2 separate regions of the Homo sapiens genome follow, and region 2 is linked to region 1. Evidence: read pairs that join two places in POLR2A ChIA-PET (ENCODE). Cell type or tissue: Panc1. All regions are shown on one strand. Links, peaks and the distances in the headings refer to the core of each region. The heading gives the core; the rest is flanking DNA. Region 1 has its middle 230 kb from the start of LINC01364. Region 2 has its middle 170 kb from the start of LINC01773.

What was found. ChIA-PET counts read pairs that join two places held together with the same protein. Peaks named below come from ENCODE experiments on the same cell type or tissue, not always from the same donor. Only the 100,000 strongest peaks of a DNase experiment are listed, where the experiment ranks them.
Region 2: POLR2A ChIA-PET joins it to region 1 with 11 read pairs; 2 of 35 experiments call an interaction of 5 or more read pairs at or near these places.

What each region holds. Positions count from the first base shown.
Region 1 is chr1:87,596,106-87,605,353 of GRCh38, reverse strand. No RefSeq gene overlaps it. Among named protein-coding and RNA genes, the nearest start is that of LINC01364, 230 kb to the right of the region's middle. RefSeq lists an enhancer at 4,507-5,996. In Panc1, for the core only: CTCF peaks have their summits at 6,524 and 6,734; a DNase peak (open chromatin) is centred at 4,287.
Region 2 is chr1:87,734,955-87,744,202 of GRCh38, reverse strand. No RefSeq gene overlaps it. Among named protein-coding and RNA genes, the nearest start is that of LINC01773, 170 kb to the left of the region's middle. RefSeq lists a silencer at 1,343-1,637. In Panc1, for the core only: no CTCF peak of the experiment used is centred there; no DNase peak of the experiment used is centred there.

The sequences.
Region 1 (9,248 bases), core at 928-8,927:
TATAAGGAACTCAAACAACTCAATAGCAAGAAAACAAATAATCCAATTTAAAAATGGGGAAAGGACCTGAAAAGACACTTCTCAAAAGAAGACATACATGGCCAATAGCTATATTTTTAAATGCTATACTGAAATCATTAGGGTAATGCAAATTAAAACTACAATGAGATATTACCTCACACCTGTTAGAATGGCTATTAATAAAAAGACAAATGATAAGTGTTGGCAAGGATGTGGAGAAAAGAGAACCCTTGCATGCTGTTGGTGGGAATGTAAATTAGTATAGCCATTATGAAAAACAGTATGGAGGTTTCTCAAAAAATTAAAAGGAATTTTTTGAGATCTATTGCACAGCATGATGAATATAGTTAATAATAGAGTATTGTACATTTCAAAATTGTTAAGAGTAATTTCAAATGTTCTCACTAAAAAAAGTTAATTATTTGAGATGATGGATACGTTAACCAGCTTGATTTAATTATTCCACATTGCATTAATAAAACATAACATCACTTTGTACACCATAAATATACACAATTTTAAATTGCCAATTTACAATTTAAAACATTTTTAAAAATAGAACTACCATACAATCCAGCAATCCCACTTACTGGATCTATACAAAAAGGAAATAAAATCAGTATGTTGGAGAGATAATCTGCACTCCCATGTTCATTGAAGCGTTATTCACAATAGCCTAGCTACAAAATCAATGGATGAAAAGATAAAGAAAATGTGGTAAATATACACAGTGGAATACTCTTCAGCCTTAAAAAAGGAAAGAAACCCTGTCATTTGTGACAACATAGATGCATGTGGAGGACGTTACATTAAGTGAAATAAGCTAGGCACAAAAAGACAAATATCACATGATCTCACTTGTATGTGGAATCTAAAGGTGAATTCATAGAAGCAGAGAGTAGAAGGGTGGTTACCAGATGAGTAGTGGTGGTGGGGCAGGAAGGGGTGGAGCAGATTAGAGAGATACTCGTCAGAGGATACAAAGTTTCTGTAAGACAGGAAAAATCAGTTTAAGGGATCTGTTGTACAAGAAGGTGACTCTAGTTAATAACACTGTATTGTATAGTTGAACATTGCTAAGAGAGTAGATTTTAAGTGTTCTCACCACATACGCACACAAAATGGTAAGTATGTGAGGTAATGGATATGTTGATTAGCTCGATTTAGCCATTCCACAATGTATACATATTCAAGACACCATATTGTACCCAAATGCAGCAAATATTTATCAGAAGCATTTTAGAAGCACAAAGCACTGCGATAGGAGCTCCAAACTGGGAGCATCTGTAAGTCACCAATTCTCAAGGCAGTAATAAGGATCAGAGAGATATCAAAAAGATATTATTTTACCTCTAAGCAAGGATTATGCTATTTACTCTGGTGCCTTCAGTTTGCAAATAAAATGACTAATCGTGAATAGATTCCCTCTTGAAATCTTTGAAGAGTTTCTTCCCCACTCCTGGCTTCCAACAACTGTGGAATCCTGGTAATGTGGGGGAGTGGGCAACTGGGAGGCAGAAGCTTATCTAATGCTGTAATTTGATAAGGTAGCCAGAAGCTACAGCACTAATATACCACTTTCTCTTAGTACCTGCAGAGCCTGTCTTTCTTAATCATTTCTTCCTGCTAAAAGGTTTAAAGCCAATCTTCATGTCTTAAGAATAAAAATGTCAGAACATTACCAATTTACTTGTCTTCTTTGATACCTTGGCTTAAAAGACCTGAATCTCATCAATGTTGGTCATTTATTATACATACCTGAGTGGTACTATTTCACTTAAATAAAGGAGGCCAGAGGCACTGGAGTTTAGAAACCAGGAGAAACAAACTAGAAACCACAGGATCCAACCCATGGTATAAAAATCTTAGTGGAAGAACCACTCTGGCAAATCTCTGCTTACTTTTGGCTTCAAGGGCTCATCTTTTTTTCTCTCACTCAGAGAATATAAAAATCTGCAGAATACAACATGCTAACCTTAACCTCCAAGGTAGAAACCTAGTGGCAACCCTTGCAATTTTTCAGTGGAAACTTGCTGTTTTAAATGGAAAGCTAGAGAAGATAAAACCACTCAAATCTTCCTCAATGACCCTGATATCGTATATTTCTTTTCTTTTCTTTTTTTTTTTTTTGAGACAGAGTCTTGCTCTGTCACCCAGGCTGGAGTGCAGTGGCGCGATCTTGGCTCACTGCAACCTCTGCCTCCTGGGTTCAAGCAATTCTCCTGCCTTAGCCTCCAGAGTAGCTGGGATTATAGGCGCGTGCCACCATGCTCGGCTAATTTTTGTATTTTTAGTAGAGACGGGGTTCCACACCATGTTGGCCAGGTTGGTCTCGAACTCCTGACCTCGTGATCCACCCACCTTGGCCTCCCAAAGTGCTGGGATTACAGGCGTGAGCCACCGCACCTGGCCAATTATCTTATATTTCACATGTTGTACATTTTACAGAGGGGCTAATCAAAAATCTAAGTTCTTTATGTTTAAATTGTAACTTTACATAGATAAGTGCAAATAAAAATAGTCATAAAGCTCTAGTAATACTAGTTAGATTCTTGTTTCTCAAAAATTTTAAGTATCTGAAAAAGGACTGTCCCATTTTGATTTGAATCCCAAATATGTAGCTTTGTCTTTTTCTTTTCATAGATGAATAGAAAAATATCTACTGCAATAGAACCATCCAAATTAGAATGAGACAATCATGGGCTGGCAATATGGAAGGAAATAAAGAAAGGATTAGCATGACAAACTTGGGTTTGGAGTCTCATATCCTTTCTAATGGCAGAGACCCAAGAGTCCTATTGAAACAATTTCCTTAAACTACCAATGGGAAAAAAATCTCTCTGGCTACTCCACTCCCCTCACCCTGGGTGCCAGGCCCCAGCTTGTTCACAGTTACCACCTCATCCCATCCCTAGCATCTACGTATAGCCAGACATCAGTGAGGAGGGCAACAGCAACAGAACCATGAGCACTGATAATGATACCTGGTCCTATGGAGGACACTACACCCTGAATCAAAACCAGAAGTGGGTGCAATGTGAAAATAAAGGGAGGTGTGCCATTCAGAAAGACACAGTTTAGATGAAAACCCATTTCAAATGTCCCAGTAGAACAACTATGGAGGAAAATTAATGAAAACATGTTTCCTTGCTCTATTAAATCAGTAAATCCCAGAAATATGGAATCTTTTTCATGTATCAGATATGGATACGTACTACTGAGGAATGTTTATTTCCTAGACAAGCTATCCTCTTGCTATGTGCTGTATATCACAATGCAGTGAAATTTTAATACAGGTGAAATTTGACCCTTTAAAGAAAATGTTAAGTAAAATCAAAATTGATAGTATTATTACTATTAATAAAACACATTTATTTTATTAAGGAAGTTTAATTATACAGCCATGCGTCTTTTAAAGATGGTGATAGATTCTGAGAAATTCATCCTTAGATGATTCTGTCATTGTTCAAACATCATAGAATGTACTTACACAAACCTAGATGGTATAGCCTAGTACAGACCTAGCCTATGTTTATCCTATTGTTCCTAGCTTACAAACCTGTACAGTATGTTACTGTGCTGAATATAGTAGGCACACAATGGTAACGCATGGGTATGTATATTGTTATAGTAACACAATGGTAAGTATTTATGTATCTAAACAGAGAAAAAGTATAATAAAAATACAATATTATAACTTTATGAGACCACCATCATAAATATGCTCTGTTGTTGGCCAAAACCTCATTCTGCAACACATAACTGTATTTTCATGTCACAGTGTTCAAAGTGTTAGTGGACTTTTCTCACTAATCATTTAGCCATTTGAGAAAAATAAAACACAATAACATGTAGTATTTTCATTTTCTCTAAGCAAACTTTAAAGGCACCAGAATTTAAATTTGATATGTTTTGAATGTTATGTGTTGTGGAGAAAAAAAAAGTTTTGATTTAGTATGAAACTGCAAGCAAATTTTGAAGATTTTCCAACTTATCTGAACTTTGAAGGCAAGGAAATATAATAGGATCCAACTTTCTTGTACGATTTTTGGTATTTTCTTTCTGGGGTGTTGGTTTTGGGAAGAAGGAAGGGAGATTAGGTTTATTGGATGGTAACTGAGCTCAAAGAATTTTTGTACATTAGTAGTCTTGCTGTCTGTCTTTGATGAAAACAAGGTCTCTACCGTTGTTTGTTTAATATTATGTTTATGCATCTTGTTTGTGTCTCAGAAATGCTGAAAGTGAGAGTGGTGAGTCATGTATGACTCATGTTCTAGTGGGTCTTAACCATTTCTCTACCTACCTAATCACACTTTGCTCAGAGCCCCCAAAACTTGACTACCTGAATGACTGATGTTGCTGGGCTTATGATAATCTCTTATTTTGCTTCATCTCCTCCAAAGAAGCCATTTAGAGCAAATATTTTAAGGACTTAAAACAAATTTTATTCTCCCAAACTTGCCCTCTCTTAAAAAAATAAATAATCAAATGCATCCAAAGCAAGAGGGAAGGGGAAAGTGTAGGAGAGCAAACGAAACACTCCATGCAGGGGTTTTATTGAAAGATCTTTGTGGTATTTTGCTTTTGAAATGTGTTCAGCACAGACTTTAAGGATTGGCAATTTGTTTAAAGAAATGGGTAAAATATTTAAAACCACCACTTTATTTAAACTATTGTGCCTCCTTCAGTAAACATTCAGCACATGATTGAACCCTGTATGAACTTGTGCTTTTGCTGGTTAAATAGAATCTAAGCTTAAAATGAAAGGGGCCCTGCTATTGAGAAGGGGACAAAAAACTTACATGTGCATTTTTTTTTTTTTTTTGCCCACACACAAGGGTTTACCCCCAAAAAATACCATGTGAGTGGGATCCTTTATTAAAATGCCCCAAGTTTTTTTTGTTGTTTTTTTCCCCTTGGCCTCAAAGTGCTAAATGAAAGCAAGCTGTTAACAGAAATGAGTAATTATTGAAGCTCTAACAGGCAGCTTTCATTGAAGTTGATTACAGCAGCCATATAATCACTTTTACGGATGCTGTAATCACAGTAGCAGGGAATGCTTCACTTGGTTCTTATTGTTTTCGCTCAGGGTGGAGGTAGGGGGCCTGCAAGAAGCCCGTTTTGCCACCTCGGTACAATTTCTGCTGCAAAAGAAATCTACACAGCCCTGAATGGAGTCGAGAATCATTTATTCTTTCTTTATTAGCATTTTTTCCTTCCTCACATAGAGTCTGTTGGAGTCAGGAAATTGCTGTTATTCAATATGCAAGCCAGAGGTTGTAATGACCGCTTGGAAGGGTATGACCAACAATTACAGCCCTTAATGAATTGGGGTAATCTAGTTGAGACTAAACACTAGTAGCAACTCTGGGCCGTCTCTGGTTAAATTAAAAGAACAGCAATGCAAAGGAAGTTAACAAGAATTAATTAGTTAGATCGAACTGAAAACCTACTCATTAGAGATGTTATAGGCAAAGTAAAAGCCTATCTTCAGTGCAATTAGGTAGACAAATGAATTGTACAACTGACTGACTCACACCTGCTAACAGCTAAGGGCTATAGCACTATGTATGGGATCCACTTTTTCCAGTTCATGCATACTTGCATAGTTTAATGGATCTTACATTCTTGAATTAGCCTCCATTCCTTCAAATTTTTACTTGGATGTTTGATCTAAATATGGGCAGTTTCAATGCTGCAGGATGTTAACAAGCACTGGCTGAAGAGGGCAAAGGATGTGTTTAAAACCCCCTAGAGAGGGGTTGTCTCGTTTAAAAACAGCCCAGAGCAGTTTCCCCTGACCATTTCCTCAAAGAAAGAAACTGCATCTTATCTGTTTTCAGATATGTGTATTACCTAATTATTCAATCTTAAATCATTAGAAGACAGTCTAGGATGTCTGCATTTTAGAGGTAAATAAGTATTAAAAATAGAAAGGTAGTTTTAGGAAGATTATAAAGCAGCTGGGAGTGATGCATGGTTGTGGGGAGGTGCCAGGGCAAGGAGGTCTGCTTTGCTTTTGAGGGCATGTGCACAATAGATAAGGAAAAGAGAATCCCTAGAAATCTTAAACTGGGAACTTTCTGGGAGCTGTTATCATAATAATGCGCTCTGGTATTTTTTTTCCAGATGTTTCTCTGTTTTTTTTCTACCTATTACGTTTTGTCTTCTTTGCCTTCTTGCACAGAGTCTCTGAAAGCTCTCACTGTGTAACATATTTGCTCCTGCTGTCTAGTTTGGGATGGACGGTTTCATTAAAGGGGGAGGAGCAGGCAAAGGAGTCCTGGAGGTGGATTTTTCTGCTTATATTTATGAATGGAATGACAGGCAAGGGGTAACGTGGTTCTCCCAGAGTGGTATCGTCAAGCAGGAATCAGGAGTCAGAAGTTTATTTTCCAGCACTGCCCTGGTGTCTCAGAATGAACTTGGAATAACCTCTCTGTGGCCCATATTTTTGCCTTTTTAATAGGGGTGATCACCAGTGTTTCCAAAATTTATGGGTCAGTCACAGGAGGAAAATTTCTACTAGTCCCCCTTTCACCACCTCTTAATCACTTCCCCACTACCAGTCAGACTGCTCTTTGCAGTGGCACCAAGAAGTTGTTTTGGCACCAGCCTTCCTTTCCATTTTCTTTCTTGTCAGTAGGGGCAGAGGACAGACCAGACAAGCAGGAGTCCAGCACTGATCCTCAACGCTGCTTCCTTCACCACTTTTGTTCCCACCAGGACGCCTCCTACTGGTGTGAGAGAAGGAAGGGGCCTCTAGGCTCTTACGAGGCAAGTGTTCAGCAACTGCTAAAAGCAATTGAATGAGTGGGTTTCTGAGCTATGGTTTCCTGGCATAGCTTCTAATCACCTTCTGAGAAGGGTAGGACCAGTTGAATCCACTAGTTTTGAGTCTCCAGAAGGGGAGGGTGATGAGTGCATAAGCTGTAGCCTTCCGCTCACATGATATTGTGCTAAAAGCAGTTACAAAATCCAGTCTAACTCAAGTGCCCTCCCAGGCTGCCATACCTCTAACCCCCAAAGTGAAAGCCATGGAGGGAAAGCATTTTTGAAATTGTAGCCACTTCTGCTAATACACAGTAAGCATGCAAGTAATTAGAGAACTAGTTTACTTTAGTCAACACAACTTCTCCTTGCTCTGAGCCAAAGAAAGCCCTTATGATGCTGCCCAATAGGTCGGAAATAAAAGACTAAGGCAACAATATAGGGGAAAGGCTATGGAGAAACAAACAAAGGAAATGCCCTCTTGAACTAAGAGCAAAGAGGACAAATCATGAACATGCTTAGAGGGGCCAGAATACAAAACAAGCATGGAAATGTTCTCAGTCTTATTTGAGAGCCAGGCAGCAGGGGTGAGACAATCAAGAACATTCAGGGTTATCGCCCACAGGCCACTTGGCGACCCATGGGAGAATCCCCACAGGACAGGAGTAGCATTGAGAGGGGCCCCGCCAATATCTCTGCCCCATCATGTCTTTTCCCTTTATATAGCCTTTGTACTGCTGATGGTCCTGGCCCTTTCTATGGGGTTCATTCACTGTAGTTTATCTAGGCCTTAAACCTCTTGTGAACCACCTCCCATTTCCCAAGAGCAGTCCCAACAAGGATGGCCACATTTCCATGGGCCCCAGATGGAGGCACTTGGTTCTTGGAGTCTTGGTTCTGGTTTACTGATTGGACTTGCATTCGTTTCCTAGGACTGTGGTAACAAGTTACCACAACCTTGCTGCCTTCAAAGAACAAAAATTTATTCTCACGCCTCTGGAACCTAGAAGTCCAAAAAGATGCCTCAGATTAAAGAACCACTTCTGGGGGCCGAAGTCCAGAGGTGCTAGTGGCGGATGTTTTCTTGCCTCTCCCAGCTTCTGTTGGCTCCTGGCCTTCCTTGGCTTGTGGCAACATGTCTCCAATCTCTGCTTCTATCATTACATGGCCTTCTTATCTATGTGTCTCTGTGTCTCAAATCTCTCCCTCCTTTCTCTTATAAGGGCATTGGCCAATGAATTTAAGGCTCACTCTAAAGTTTTTAAATCCAGGATAGTCTCGTCTTGAGCTCCTTACATAAATGACATCTACATTTGGATCCTTATTCCAAATACAATCACGTTCTGAGGTTCTGAAGACATATCTTTTGAGGGTCACAATTCAACTCACTACAGGACTGTAATCAATGATGTTGGTTCTTCAATCCAAGGCATCATTTTTCAAAGCATGTTCCGTGGAGCACTAGCCCCTTGAGATTCTTCAGAGGAAAAAAAAAGGTTAGATGGTTCTGTGGTCAAGTAAGTTTAGAAAGCTATACACCCCTTTGGGGAATCACAAATCACAGAGCTGATTAAAGGTTTGAGATGTCCCAAAGTTGTTTAACTTTATCAAAGTCATTGTTTCCCCAAACTTAATTGACCAAAAAGAGCTGTTGCTTCTTTTTTAAAGTAACACATTATTAACAACCCTTGGAATGCACTGAGAAATGCAGGACCCATAGTATTATTTCAGTGAGCAAATATGAGCCTCAAACCTCAAGTCTATTATCTAGTCTTTCCTGAAGTTTTGCTTTGTACTGAATAGCAGTCCATGGCTAGCCCTTTCCACTTCTTTGGTCTATCAAGTTGTAAACAAGCCCAATTATAGCACAATCTCATATCACACAGATTCAGCCAGACTATAGGAGTGGTCTTCTGAAGCAAAACGAGTTTTATAAAAATGATCTTTTAAAGTTTTTGCAGAGACTGTTAGTTTGGCCCAATCCTAGAATTATGAAAAAAGGAAAAAAAAAAGCCTCATTTCATTATAGTTCCTTTATTTCTTGGTCCAAGGTTTCCTCCCTTTTCCTAATTAAACTTTGTGATATGTGACATCCTTTTACTCAAAACAGGATTAAGTATCAAGAGAATGAAATTGTGATCCTAGCTCTACCAGTGAAGACCTATAAAGCTTTATGAAAATCAGTTAACCATTCAGTGGAGCCTTAACGTAATTCCTTAATCTGAAAAATGGGCTTATTTTAGCCTAACAACCCCATCAAATTATTATTATTATTATTATTATTATTATTATTATTATTGAGATGGAGTCTCTCTCTGTCGCCCAGGCTGGAGTGCAGTGGCGCGATCTTGGCTCACTGCAAGCTCCGTCTCCCGGTTTCACGCCATTCTCCTGCCTCAACCTCCCAAGTAGCTGGGACTACAGGTGCCTGCCACCACGCCCAGCTAATTTTTTTG
Region 2 (9,248 bases), core at 882-8,881, 140 kb before region 1:
ATTGCCCTTAACCTTTATTTTTCATTACAGAGTGCAAAGCAGGAGGCAGTGGGGGAGGAGGAGAATTAAAATTGGAGGTGTTTCAAGCGTCTGTACTACATTATGCCACTATATGAAAAAGTCATATAGTTTGAAATGAAAGGTGAAGTATGGTGCTTGTGATCTGGCATTGAAATTCATTGCTGTGTAGAGCTCATAAAAATCTGTATATAAATGTTGCTGCTATTATTTATGAATAATAATTGTATGATAATGCTTCCTCTTGAGTTAATTATTTGTGTGGAGGCCTAAAGAACGTTTAGCTATTATTATTATTTATAAAATCTGTACATTTATTGAGTGTAGGTAAAACATAGTTTACCTACATTATCTCAGTTAATCTTCACAATAACTATATATGTGTTCGTATGTATATATGTGTATATATCTGTGTGTGTATATATATACATATATGTATATAATGAGTTACATAGCTGGTAACTTATCCTAAGTCACATAACTAGTGAGTATTGAAGAGAGATCTTTGCCCAGGTCAGCCAGATCAAAAGCCCAATATCTTAACTAGTTCACTCCGTAAATCCTTGCCATCCCTCGACCCATGTTAAATAAGTAAATAAAGAGTAGCCTTTTACAGCTAAAGAAATCAAGACTGAAAGAAAACAATTAACTTATAAATGTCACATAGTTATCCAGCAGTGGGCCAGGGAATGGAAAGCAGACATTTCTGAATATGGCTCACTGCCTTGACCGCAAAACCACGTAGTCTGAACTCTTTTGATGATCCTTTCTTAGGGAGTGGTTATTAACATTGGAAAGCTTGAATGATCATGATGGAAGTCTAGATTAGCACCAATTGCATTTTTTATTAACAAAAATATAAGCTTCCCCATGAGAGCTACTGCCTGGGAGGTATGAAAGAAATATCCAGACAGAGGATCAAAATAAAACAAACCCAATTTAAAAGCCCTCCTTTTACCATAAATTCAGTGCACTAGAGGTCAAATCAGACCCTTGTGTGCAAATGAAGTAAAGTATATTTCTTGTTTAACACATATGTTTTACTCTCCTTTGACCACCACTTCTTTTTGGTAACAAGATTCTATTATATATAAAATGGAAATGCTACCAGCTTGGAGTTTTAGCAAATTTCCAGGGCTTTTGTACATTTTTTTTTCCAGTGAGCACATGAATCAAGTAGAAACAGAGAAAACCACACACACACACACACACACACACACACACACACACACACACACACATACACGCACTCCAAAAAAAGACAAAACATAAAAAGCTATCCGGGACACCCCTTCTGGTCCCCACCCTGCTGTTTGCATCCTGTCCTGCTGAGATAGATTTCAAGAGGGCAAACCACCTAAGTACCCTTCGACTTGCCCATTGTTCTGATTTTGCAGGCATATCATTTTTCACCCGAGCACAGTTGCCAAGCACCGGCAAGATGCCCTGGTAAAAAACCCACACCTCGCAGTCGGCAGCCGCCCTGCCTGTCCCCTTAGTCCCAGCCATTCGATCATCTCGCATGGAACTGCCTGGAGCTGTTTGTTGAACTGCTTCATGTTACTCTTTGACTGAGAGAGAGACAAATGTTCCATATTATCTTTAATTTCCATAAAATTGTTTTAATCTTTGCTTTATAATAAATGTATAACGGTGCCCCCGGGGGATCTCTGTTTTGTATTATAGGTGTCTCCATTGGAGTTATGCGCAAGATAGAACTGCTCAGCATTTGCCTTTCACCCAAAGGACTCGAAAGAGACTTGAAACAAAAGATTCCTCTGGGAATCATCCATAAGCATAAAATGGAAAATTTCCTTTCCCCCAATATGCCTCATCCAGTCTCCCCATGATTATTAGCCAGATCAGATCAGGAACGTAAGCAGCAGGAACTGAAAGGGATTTGCCTTCTTTCTGACCGCACCAGATTTGGGTATAATATTTATATATATGCGTCTCTATATATATCATTATAAATATATAATATATAAAAACATAGTCATAAAATATATTTAATTAAAGAAACAGAAAGCCTCCGCCAACCTGTAGGTTTTAAACTTTTTAGCTCTGATGGCTCCTTAATATACCAGCTTGATGAAAAAGGAGAAGGGGAGGGGGTGAGAATGGGGAAGGTCCCATGAATACATTTTTTGACATTTTTTTATTATCATTTTATCTAGGCTAGTGGTAAATGGATGGACTTGTCAGCAGAAATCTCTTGGTGAAGTAAATAAAGAATCTTAATAGGCAGGGAGGATAGAACTAACGGCAAATTGCTCACAAAGAGATCTAATTTATTGGTTTCTTTTTCACTGAGATTCTGTTCTGGATTCTGGCTTTGCCAGAAGAAACAGCTGAATGATGACATGGATCCATACGCAGAGAAAGTGCTCTATCTGGTAGAAAAGGAGAAAACGTGGAAAGATTCTCTCTGTGGCCTTACCCCAGCTTCTTTTGAAAGTTAGCTGCCTTATTACTGCCATGGTATCTCTATGTAAAGCTGGAGCTTGGAAGGTCGCCTCTATTTTTATTTTCTGGTCTCAGTTAATAAGCCCATGCTGTATTCATGGAAGAAAAATATTAAATGTGGCCACACCAGTTATAATATTATGGCAATTTGGGTTTAAGTATAATAAAGATACCAACAAGGGCTCCTCAGTTATTAATATGTTTTCAGGTTAAAAGGCAGCAATAAATCATAAAGAGCATTTCCAAGCAGTAGCACTTTTATAGAAAATTGCTTGCTATTTAAACAAAATATTTGCTCTTCATCTCAGGAAAATATGTGGATGCTTCTGAACAAGGAGCTATTTTACCTACCCTCTGCCTCCTATAATTAGCCCCATCCTACTTAAAATTTTTTTTTTTTACTTTGCTTGCCTGGATCACAGGAAAGTGGGGCTCAAGTTTGCTTTGGACAAATGAGCAGTTTCTTCATTAGTAGCCTATGTTTTTCTAGAAGGTAAGGTTCTGAATTTAAATGTTTGTTTTTCTGTATCCTTCCTTCTGAGAGGGCTGGAGACCTCTGTGTGGCTCTCTTGTGGGCACAAATGACTAAGATAAACAGACAGAAAGTTTTCATTCAGTAGACATGGGTAGACTTTTCTCTCCACCACATGTGAGTATAGAATTTATTTCGCTTATGCATTTAGGAAAATACCTCTCCAGCAAACCCTGGGCCCAGAGATCTGCTCAGGATGCGTGCCATTTATCTCCAAAAGTTGGATTATTTACATATTTGGGCAGAGGTTGAAGGGAGATAGTCACCCAGATATTAATCTACTTTTCTTGACTTTTGGATTACACTTCCATGTTTACAGGAAGTAAAGGATAGTTGGGGCTCTTGTGTAGTGCTCATTTGACCTTCTCCACTTCATTATAGTCTCTTAAAGAAGCCAACAAATATGACTGACTATACCTCACTGATCATATGGCTAATGATAGTTTATTGTTTATTCACTTACACTGGAAAGAAAACATATCGTGAATATCCGTTTAAATATTTCATTTGGCCAAAAATAACTGTGTCAATAGCATATGGGATCAATCCATAGGTGAAAAACAAACTAACCCACCATGTTCTAGGTGGATTGTAGTGCCAATTTCATATTCTAAGTTAAATATGTTTTTTTTCTTCTCTTGAAAATAAGTTCCTAAAAAGAGTTCCTAACATTCCAAAAAATGATTGTAAATCCACCAAGTTAATTTATGAACCAATAAAGTCCTGTCAAGTCTCCTTCTCATCTTCTGGAAAACAGGTCTGCAGTGAGGAAAAAAAGGCCAGCTAGTTACTAAGGAAATATATTCTTGCTTCTTGTATATTCCTCTTAAGCCTTGCTTCAGAGTCAGCTTCTGTGCACTGTGGAATATGGAAATCCTTCCAAACACAGAAAGTATTTGGGGCGATAATGGTCTACATTGTTAGACAGTAAGGCTTTAAGGAAATTAACAATAAATGCATCATTATTATATCCAAACTGCCATCAGATTAAATTCAAAATTCTAAATGAAAAGCTGAGGCATTCAGTTTCTTAGACACATAACATAAAATCAAGGCTGTTATGAGGAGACAGTATTTAAGATGTCCCCCTCCCTTTTCTCCTCAGTAAACACCTTGTAAATTTGTCTGAAAATTTCAAATTTTGCATTAATTGAGACTCCTTGCCTGTTCAGTTGAGTTTTGGTGTGAAAATATATCAAATCATAACACACAAAAAGCTGCTCTCTCAAGCCACATTTCATAACATGATTTCATCAGATGGTCTTAATTTTCTGCATGACATTATCTTTTCAAGCTGACATAAGACTGGGCTGTGATATTTGCATACTCAAGACAGAACCATGCAGCTTAACTATGTTTCTGCTTGTATGGGAATTTGGGGCATTTTTACTTTGAGGAATCAAACAAATAAACCTTCCAAAAAAAATTTCCTCTACTTTTTGAATGACTTTGTTCTTGCCTTTTAATGAAAGAGACACTCTGAGCTATTTTAAATGATGCTGTAGTATCCAAATCAGTTGTCTCAATATATGTGAGATGTACATATCCTTTCTCTTGAAGGTCTCTGAAGCCCAGACCAATTAGTCAAGAAATCTTGGCTATTTTAGTTGACTAGTATCCATATCATTGTAAATGTGCAAAAAAAAAAAAAGTAGCTGTTTTTATGGATGGAAAGGTTTAATATTTTAAATCTTGAAATCCAGACCAAATTTGTCACTGACTTGGGAGTTAGAAGACTTAGCCATTGGCTTCACTACTTGGCAGCTCTGACTGGACTAGGCAACCACCTACTATGTCAATGTCACTTAACTAGTCAATGCCAATATCTCTGTCACGTCATTGACAATAGCATTGTCATGACAATGACAGTGTCAATGTCAAAGTCTTCTAACGTGTATATTCACTTTTCATTATGCATGTATTTCTTGAGTGCTAGGCTCTATTTTAGGCACTATAAATTTGAAAATATTTATTAATTTGTCTGGAAATGCAGAAGTTTAGGATGAGAAGGGAACCTGAAAGAGAAATCCATTCTATTCTAGAATGAGGGAAATGAGACCATGTTGGTACAATGACCCATTTAGAATATGTTGCAGTTAGAGGTGACAGATGTGATGGTTAATCATAGGTGTTCATTGATTGGATCATGGGATGCCTAGATATCTGATTATATGTTATTTCTGGGTGTGTCTTGAGGGTGTTTCTGGAAAAGATTAACATTTGAAATGGTGGACTGGGTAAAGCAGATTGCCCTCCCCAGTATGTGTGGGTATTTGTTGAGGGCCTGAATAGAATAAAAAGGCTGGGGAAGGTTGTATTTGCTCTCTGCCTTATTGTTTGAGCTGAGAGATCAATCCTCTTCTGTGTTGGATAGTCCTGGTTCTCAGGCCTTCAGACTTGGACTGGAATATGCACCACTGGTTCTCTAGCTCCCAGGCCTTTGGACTACCACCAAAATAAAAACTTTGTCATCATCATTGACTTTTCCCTTTCTCATACCACACATCAAATTCATCAGCAACTCCTTTTAGATCTACCTTCAGGATGTATCCAGGCTCTGAGCATTTCACACCATTGCTTCCATTTCCCCTTTAGTCCAAGCCTCCATCATCTCTTGCTTGGATTATTACAAAACCCTCCTAACTGGTGTCCCTGCTTTCTTGCTTTCCTCCTGTAGGTTATTCTCAACTCAAAGACTAGGTGATCCTCTTAAAATTTCACATCACTTGTTATTCCCAAACCTCCCGTGACTTCCTCCTCACTCAGTACCAGATCCTAACTCCTCACCAGCTGCAATGACCTTTTATGGTTTTGCCCAGCTCCTTTCTGATCTCCTTCTACTACACCCACATTTGCCTCCCATGGTTGCTCCGGAACACCACTGCATGGTCCCTCCTTGGGGCCTTTGTGGTGTTCCTTCTGCCTGAAACACTCCTCCACTTCCTTTAGGTCACTGCTTAAATGACCAAAGAGGCCTTCCTCGAACTCCGCATGTAAAGTAGCAACCTTATCCAACTCCATCTCTTGATTTTTTGTTTTTTGTTTTTTGCTTTTTTTTTTTTTTTTGAGATGGAGTTTCACTCTTTCGCCCAGGGTGGAGTGCAGTGGTGTGATCTCGGATCACTGCAACCTCCACCTTTCCGGTTTAAGCACTTCTCTGCCCCAGCCTCCTGAGTAGCTGGGATTACAGGCATGTGCCACCACGCCTGGCTAATTTTTTTTTTTTTGTATTTTTAGTAGAGACGGGGTTTCACCATCTTGGCCAGGCTGGTCTTGAACTCCTGACCTTGTGATCCACCTGCCTAGGCCTCCCAAAGTCCTGGGATTATAGACGTCAGCCACGGCACCCAACCCAACTCCATCTCTTTCTGTTTCTTTACATTGCTTTAATTTTCTTTGTGACCACAAGAAATATGCTGCTTTTTTTGTGTAGGGAGTGCCTATTTTCTATTCCCTCAACTAGAACATGCTTCCAAGCTAATGGAGACTTGATATTATTCCTAGCCTGCACATAGCAGTCATGCAGTACACCAGCAGCAAATTAATATTCACAGGATGCCAAAACAATGCTAGGTCCATTCTCTGCATTATCTAACTAGTCCTCACAACCCTATAAGGTAGGTACTAGAGTATCCTCACCTTACAGCTGGAAAACAGAGGTTCAGAGATGCTTGCAACTTACCCAAGATCTCACAGTTAATAAATGGCAGAACCGGGATTCAACTCCAAGTGTATCTCACTCCAAAGCTCAAGCCCTTAACCCCACCTTTTTATTGCCTTTCAATAAATATTGTAAGAATAATTGATGTATTTATGGAAAAACAAAAGCATAATTAGATTCTTCTTGCTCCCCAGAGCTTTCACAGTTTAATTCCATTTGCATTGGATGCCCAATGTGAATCTCTTGTTTCTTCTTTTTTTCTAACGTTTAGAATGAAATTTCTCAAGCCTCAACAATCCTCTAAAAGCAGCCTTCTGAAATGAGTCTTCTCCCCTTCTCCAACCCTGTCCCCATTATACTTCTAGAGGGCTGGTTTTATAATAGTTTGTATATTCTCTCAGCACTTTTTAAAGAAGAATACAATATAGCTGATCTAATGGGCAAGGGTGGAGGTAACAGAGGTGTATTTGTAGGATTGCCTGTTTCCTTCAGATTCTCGCTCTGTAATTTAGATGGTTGCCTAGCATTTGTTGTGAGAAACTTGAGGGGAATTCGAAGCTAGGTTGAAGAATCTACTTCCCAGGAATGTTGAAGAATAGAACTGATAAACTATGCAAATTAGCATGCCATCTGGACTTCAAAGAAATTAGGTTGGATTTATTTAATAAATGTTTTCATGAAAATAGAAAGTTTTAATTCCTTTGAACTTATATATGTATTTTCTGTGACTGGTCCCTTTTGGAGAAAATTTGTGAAGAAATCTGGCATGCATGAACTTAAATCTACAGCATGGAATAGGAAATTTGATGCTCCAAATTGCTGTGTGTGTTTGTGTGTGTATACGCTTATACATGTAGACTGTATTTTAAGGGATGGCTTATCTGAGTCAGCCTAGCAGGGCTGCTCCCTGTCACACCTTTCATTCTTTAAGACTTTCTATTGTTTGGTAACAAATATAGGCTGCTTCTTATCAGAAAACAAGACTAGTGAATGTGGTTGGGTTCACCCAGTTTTGGCATCTTAACAATATCTAAATTAATTTTTAACTCAAGGCTTTAAAGCGGCAACAAAGAGTTAAGAGTTGACAAGTTCCATGAAAAAACTATAGATTTACTGAATCTTCAACTTAAGTAGAGCAAATCCTATAGAAGAGTAAGGATATAGCTCCTAGGTGCTTGTGACCTTATCTAACCAGCCCCTATAGTATCAGTTGGTCAGGTGGTCAGTGGGTGCAGATGCAGATTGTTTTCCCTGCCCCAGTCTCATTGCTCAGCCTCTGATTCCCCACTGTTGACTTCCTGAACTCATTAATGGTTCACATTGGAATGGTTGATAGGTTACTATGAGGAAGTCCATATTCTAAGTAGTTCACATAAATATCAGCTAACTGTAGACCCTTTGAGGTAGGGGTTTTCATTCTCCCTGGCATGGAACAGTCACTCAGAAAATACTGAAGCACAGAGAGGCTAGGTAGTTTGTCCAAGGTCACTCAGCTAGGAAGTGGCTGGGCCTCATTAAAACCCATGCAGTCTGGCTCCAGAGCCTAGGTTCATCATCACTATGCAATGCTACGCCTGTGAATTGCAGATGACTCTGCTCATTAGCCAGCAGCTAGCTGGTGCCTGTGAGGTCATTAAAGTATACAATTTCTGCTACAGCTAAGAGTTCATCAACTGCTCTTAATGCTGAAGTGTCATTTAGAAGGAGGTTCTGGAGTCCAGATCATGGTTTCAAGCAACAACTCTCCCACAAGCTGGTGGCATGACACAGCAGGTTATCCCCTTTTGACTCTTCAGTTTCCTCAACTATAAAATGAGGGGGGTGGGCACTAGAAGAGTTTAAGATCCCTTTCAGCTGTAACATTTTATAAGTCTGCTTCCTCTCTTATCTGTTCCTATTTCTCTCGCCTTTTAAAAGTTACAGCAATTGGTTTTTGCACCAATCTGTGCACTACAAAAGCTGTAGATATTATTTTGCACTGATACTGAAGTGACTGCCTGTATCACTGTCCATGACTACTTACTTCCAGGGACTCAATGGCTAGAGTGAGAGACGAGCAAAAACAATGATGCCCTAGTGCCATGAGACGAATAGCACATCCTTCCTGCCCAAAGATGATTTATACAGGGAGAAGTCATGTAAAGGAAATTCACTGAAGATGGAGACCAAATTTTCATAGGCAATAGTGACAAAAAACTATTATAATTTCATATAAAAATGAATCTAAAATATATGAAAATAAATGTGCTATTTTTTCTTATAACAACAGAGTTTTGATTATATTCCCAACTAGTTTTAATTCTTAAAATGAAGAATGAATCAAATATTGACTTTTGGGAACTTACTTTCTCTGACATATTATATGATGGCCTGATTGAACAACTTTTATTTCAAATTTTACCTACTATGTGATCATAAAAAATAATATTTTTTGCAAGATTCAGGACACTTCATCAATCCTACAGCCCTCTATTAATCCTTAAATACTAAAATCATTCTTATCTGAAGTTTAATTTACTCTTCTTATCCATTTTCTCTTGTTTGTTAACTGGTTTGAGTTTACAAGATTTT